2 separate regions of the Homo sapiens genome follow, and region 1 is linked to region 2. A link is a loop called in an ENCODE intact Hi-C map of the cell type or tissue named here. Cell type or tissue: K562. All regions are shown on one strand. Each heading gives the region's core, and the rest is flanking DNA. Links, peaks and the distances in the headings are about the cores only. Region 1 has its middle 65 kb from the start of PAGE1. Region 2 has its middle 6.9 kb from the start of CLCN5.

Evidence for each region. A loop is a pair of places that touch in the nucleus more often than their neighbours do. Peaks named below come from ENCODE experiments on the same cell type or tissue, not always from the same donor. Only the 100,000 strongest peaks of a DNase experiment are listed, where the experiment ranks them.
Region 1: a loop joins it to region 2, with 4 times the contacts of the local background. A loop is called at or near these places in 3 of 110 quality-filtered maps.

What each region holds. Positions count from the first base shown.
Region 1 is chrX:49,759,931-49,762,853 of GRCh38, forward strand. No RefSeq gene overlaps it. Among named protein-coding and RNA genes, the nearest start is that of PAGE1, 65 kb to the left of the region's middle. In K562, for the core only: a CTCF peak has its summit at 1,759; no DNase peak of the experiment used is centred there.
Region 2 is chrX:49,914,227-49,917,149 of GRCh38, forward strand. No RefSeq gene overlaps it. Among named protein-coding and RNA genes, the nearest start is that of CLCN5, 6.9 kb to the right of the region's middle. In K562, for the core only: a CTCF peak has its summit at 1,597 (motif pointing right); a DNase peak (open chromatin) is centred at 1,575.

The DNA of each region.
Region 1 (2,923 bases), core at 198-2,697, 150 kb before region 2:
GAAGATAGTCTGAAGCCAGTAGCTACATCATTAATTATTATAATATATACTGCCAAGTATGAAATCAGATTTTAAACCAGGTCTGTTTAACTCAAACCCCATTGATCTTGACTATTAAACTATGCTCCCTGTGATGAAAATGATGATGACCATGACAATGACAATAACAGTAATAATTATAACTGACATTTATTGAGCTTTTATAGTGTGTCAGCATTAGTCTAAATATTTTTTAAAAATCAACTCATTTTCACAAAAACCCTATGAGTCAGGTACTACTATTATCCACATTTTAGAAATATTTATTTCTATTCATATTCACAAACAAGTATAGGTCATTTAAAAATTCTAGTTAAGACGTAATTCACATACCATAAAACTTACCTTGTTAATCATTTTAATTATTATTTGATTAAGAAATAATACACATCGCCATAAAATTTACAACTGTATACTTTGTACAATTCAGTGATTTTTGTATGTCCACTATGTTGCACAGCCATCACCACTGTCTAATTTTAGAACATTTTCATCACCCCTAAAAGAAACTCTGTATCCATTAGCAGTCACCCTCCACTCAGCCCTTGGCAACCACTAATCTACTTTCTGTCTCTATGGATTTATCTGTTCTGGACATTTCATATAAATGAAATCATACAATATGTGACCTTTTGTGTCCAGCTTTTTTCACACAGAACAGAGAAAAACAGCTACCATTTATTGGTTGCCATGACTACTATGTCCTACGCACTGTTATTGAGAGCTTTGTGTGCCTTATCTTTAATCCTCACAATAACCCTGTGGCAGAGTAGCACTATCATCTTCATGTTAATGAGGAGACCGAGGCACAGAGCTGTTCAGTAACTTGCATAAAGCGCAGCAGCGCATACATGGAAGAGTTAAAACGCAAATCCAGGTCTGTCTGTATCCAAATCCCATACCCTTTACATTCCATCTTTCTGCCTTAGCGTCACATGGATGTGGGCCAGTAATGTGGTGGCATTGCAGCCAGGGCAAAGGAGTTGAGCCAACCACGTGGTGCTGAGAAGCATAGCCCTAAGATCTCCTGGACCTGGTGTCTTTTAGTGGGGTGGGGGCTGGGGATGCCCTATCTCAAGCCTGTGCTCCTGACCCCAGTAAATTTGCCTGCTGAGGTCCTGCTTGCTTACTTCTTCCTGCAGCTTCTTGGCGGCCCCAGCTGCAGTCTTTGGTTTTACTCAATTTGGATGTGTAGGTTACAGAGTTTGTATGGTAGAGTGTCTGTATTTCTTCATCTGGCTTTGGTTACACGTGGAAACATGACAAAGCAAGTCAAGCTTTCTATGAAGAGAAGGACAAAAATTCACTGAACTTATTCAAGTATTCCCCTGAAGTCTGCAGCTCAGGCACATTTCCATCTGGAGCCCATTGAATAGCACCAGCTCCCCTTCTCTGGATGGGCATCTGAGGATGAACTTCTGGTCTTAAGTGATCCTCCACCTCAGCCTCCCAAAGTGCTGGGATTGCAGGTGTGAGACATTGCACTTGGCCCAAAAGCAGATGTTTATACTAATAGGTATGGACAATGAAGAATTAAGTGGTGATTTCCATGCTCTTTATAAGATGGCAGAGAAATGAATACTACTTTTCTAAAAATAGTGCCTGCCAAAAGAGTTTGTTTCAATAATTTGGAAAATGCAGGTCCAAATGGCTCATTCTTTCAGATTGCTGAACTGATTTGCTGTTATTGCGGCTAGAGGCCTCTAAGAGTCACTGTTGAGCTCTCAGAGGAATGTAGAAGCTGACAGGAAAGAGAGGGTCTAGAAGGAAACCTTATCTTATATAACCAGAAAATATTTATCAAATGTGACGCATTAATCTTGATACAATATTATTAACCAAACTATAAAAGTTATTCAGATTTCATCAGTTTTTCCAGGATCCATTCAGGATTCCCCATGGTATTTATCATCTTAGTCACATCATGTCTCCAGTCTGTGACAGCTCCTCGGTCTTTTCTTGTTTTCCATGACCTTGACATTTTAGTGGTCAGGTGTTTTGTAGGCAGTCCCTCAATTTGAGTTTGTATAGTGGTCTGTCATGATTAGAATGAAATAGAAATTTCTCATAAGACTGAAATAGGTTTAAGTTAGTGGAGCCCTCTTGGGGCTAAATTTAAGAAAGGGAGAAGTTAATTTTCTTTGCCCTGCTGCACCTCCTGCATCTTGCCCTCCATTCCCATCTCCAGTTCACTTCTCTCTGCCCTCAGTGGCCAAGTCTTAATAAACACTTATGCTTGCTCTGTGTCCAAACCAATGATAAGCGCTTGGGGCACTGCAGATGGAAGGTGTCTGCCTCCATTCCTCTTTCTCTTCTTTCTTTCCATTTCTTTTCTTTCTTTCTTTTCCTTTCTTTCTTTTTCTTTCTCTCTCTCCTGTTTTTCTCTCTCCTTCTGTCTCTCTGTTTCTCTCTCTTTCCTTCTCTCTCTTTCTCTCTCCTCCTCTCTCTGTCTCTCTCTCTCTCTTTCTCTCTGTCTCAACAGGTGTCCTCAAACTCTAGGAATGAATTCCAATATCCTACATTGTGACCAGAAGGAGGCCCCACAGTACTCCTTCTGAAAGGGTTTGAGCAGAGGGCAGTCAGTCCCGCAGCTGTAATTCATCATTACACCACTCATTGTGTGAAACACAATAATGTCCCATTAGCAAAGTATTAAATCTGAAATGTTTGTACTGAATTCTGGAGAAACTTCCTGAGGTTACCTTCCCAACTGGGTGGTGTGATGTTTCATCTCAGTGGTTCTGATTTTTCTTACTTTCGGTGGAAGGGGGAATAGTAACTTAGTTTTCTGGAGTTTCCAGAGGGATGGGAAATATTATGAAATCAACAACGTTGCAGCTCAGAACATGATCCTTTCAATTTTCACCAGTGGCTAAAATTTATT
Region 2 (2,923 bases), core at 224-2,723:
GGCCTAATGGAGAGTTTGGATTTTCACCCTTTCCCAATAGGAATGAGGTGCCTCTCCTGTCCCATGGTAAATACATGGTCTTCCATCTCCAACTGGAAATAACATGATGGTCCCCTTCCTGGCAGGGTATCTGAGAAGGCCAGTTAAAACAGAAGATTTAAATAAGATCCAGAGTCTCATTGCATAACACCTAATATGTCCAGGATACAAACAAAAATCACTTGTCATAACAAGAACCAGAAGAATCTCAAATTTAAAAAAATCAACAGCCATCAAAACCTATGTGACACAGATGTTGGGATTATATTACAAGGATTTTAAAGCATCCAACATAAGAACGCTTCAAAGAGCAATTATGACCAGACTTGAGTGAAAAAATAGAATGATGAGTGAAATAAATAGAAAAATGAGTGAAAAAATAGAAAATTTCAGCAAAGAAGTGATATAAAGGAGAACCAATCGGAAAGTTTATAACCAAAAAATACAATAACTAAACTTTGAAAACTCATTGGATGGGCTCAACAGCAGAATGGAGAATATGGAGGAAACAATGATAGAACTAGATGATAAGACAGTAGAAATAACCTAGTTTGAACAACAGACAGAAATAGACTGGGAAAAAAAAAAAAAAGATGAACAGAGCCTGTGGAACTATAACAACAGATATAGCATTCATGTTACAGGAGACCCAGCAGGAGAGAAGAAAAAAGTGTGGTGCTGAAAATGTATTTGAAGAAATCATGACAAAAATTTTCCAAAATTTGAGAAAAGACAACTTACAGATTCAATAACTGACCAAACCCCTAGCAGAATAAACCCCAAGAAACCCAGGCCAAGATACAGAGTTTTCTGTACCTGGAACAGTGAATGGCACACAGTAAGTGTTCAGCACATAAATAAATGCATATATCACTTAACTCAGGTTATGGTGTCCCAGTACTATTGGCAGTGGCCACTTAAATCTACATAGGCTTGGAGTCATAAAGATTTATTTTAAATTTTAATTATTTTATCTGCATTATATTTTAGAGTTAACTTATCTACTCTTGTATCTATTGTTAGATTACAGAGGTTGCCAGGATAACAGATCAACAATAACAAAAAATAGAATATATTCTTGTCAAACTTTATCCAGTTTAGTAAATCACTATTCTACATAATCTAAAGGGTATTCAAAGTGACTACAAAATGGATTTAAAAATGAGATAATCTGGTCAAGAAAAAAATAAAATGGAACAGTATGAGCAAGGAAGAGAGTAGTTGGTGATGAGGTCAGAGAACTAACAGGGGGCCCGATCATGCATAGCTGTGTACATGGAAGTCTTAAGGTAAGGACTTTGACTTTTGCTCTTGCTTGAGCCATGGCTTGGGAGCCACGGGAGGGTTTCAGATAGGAAAAATAAAATGAAACTAGAGGTGAGTTTAATATAAAATGCAATCTGTAAAATCCTGTTCACTTGCCGGGGGTGGGGAATACCAAATATTTGGCTCCAAGCTTTCTAGCAGCCAATGCAAAAAAAGAAATAAAGGGCATGATTCCTACGGAGAGCAAAGCCTCTTCCTAGAGCCATGTTCCCTGCTCTACCAGTAGATGGCGCACATTCCATGTGATGAGGATTAAGGAGCAAACTCTTCAAGGCAGGGCTTCTAAACTGAGCCTAAAATTAATATCAATCATTCTTTCTGAACTACGTGCCTGGCTATTTAATTCACCATATAGTTCTTAGTGCAGCTTTGGGAGAATTTGCTATTATCTCCTTTAAAGATAAGGAGACAGGATTACAGGTAAAACTGGCTCAAGCCCAGATTTGAGTCTCTACTCTTTCTATTGCACCAGGCAGGCAACTTGCTATTATTTGGAAAACCTAAGGCAGGTTTTACTCTAATTGGTGGGACTCTTTGACTGGGAGGCTTTCTTAGTGCCACTGCCACAAGATGCAGTAAGAGTCGGAGGCGAATTTGGGGTTCTGACATAAAGTAGCTGTTTCAGATCAGGGAAATCGTTTAATCCGCGTGACTCAACTTCCTCTTCTGCCAAATGGGAATGACAAAATCTGCTCCACTTAACTCTGGAAGTGGTGTGAGGATAGCAGAGGGAAATAGATGTGAAAACACAAAGTAGAAAACATTCTATAGGAATGCTGTATTAAACCCAAGATTTATCGAATTCCTACAATGAGCTGGGTGCTGCGGTAGTCCTGTCAGGTGGTATTATTCAAAGTGTGGTCCATGGCCCACTGCTGGTCCACAAACTGTTTGTTGTTGGTTTGAATCGAATGGGATAAAATGGAAAGAAAGTGTTCCAAAACCTTAACAATTTGTCAGAGTAATTTTATGTCTGTTGAATATAATCATGAAAGAGTTGCACTTGTATTTTGTGTTTTTGTTTTTATTTCATTTTTCTAGTAATTTATTGGTATTGTATTTTATAAAAGTATTGATACACGATATATTTTAGGGAAAATGAGTTTTTCCTATGAATAGTTTGAAAAGCACTGCTGTAAGGAATATAAAGTAAAATATAGGACATGGGCCTGCCATCAAGGAGCTTGCAGGCTAGTTGGTGAACAGGTAGCAGAGTGGTTCAGAGACGCCACTACCACTATTCCACTGTGCTTTAACTCCTCTATGGAACAGAAGTCTATACAGAGCTGAGGAACTTACAAGTGAAAGATCTTCAAATCCTCAAAAACATTCCCTAAACAAACCCTCATATCTGCTGCCATAGAATAGTAGCAACTCTAGCTAGACTTGGACTTCTCTCACATGGAGGGCAGCCTGACATGGGATTTTTTTTTTTTTGAGACAGAGTCTCACTCTACTGCCCAGGCTGGAGTGCAGTGGTGTGATCTCGGCTCACTGCAACCTCCGACTCCCGGGTTCAAGCAGTTCTTCTGCCTCAGCCTCCCAAGTAGCTGGGACT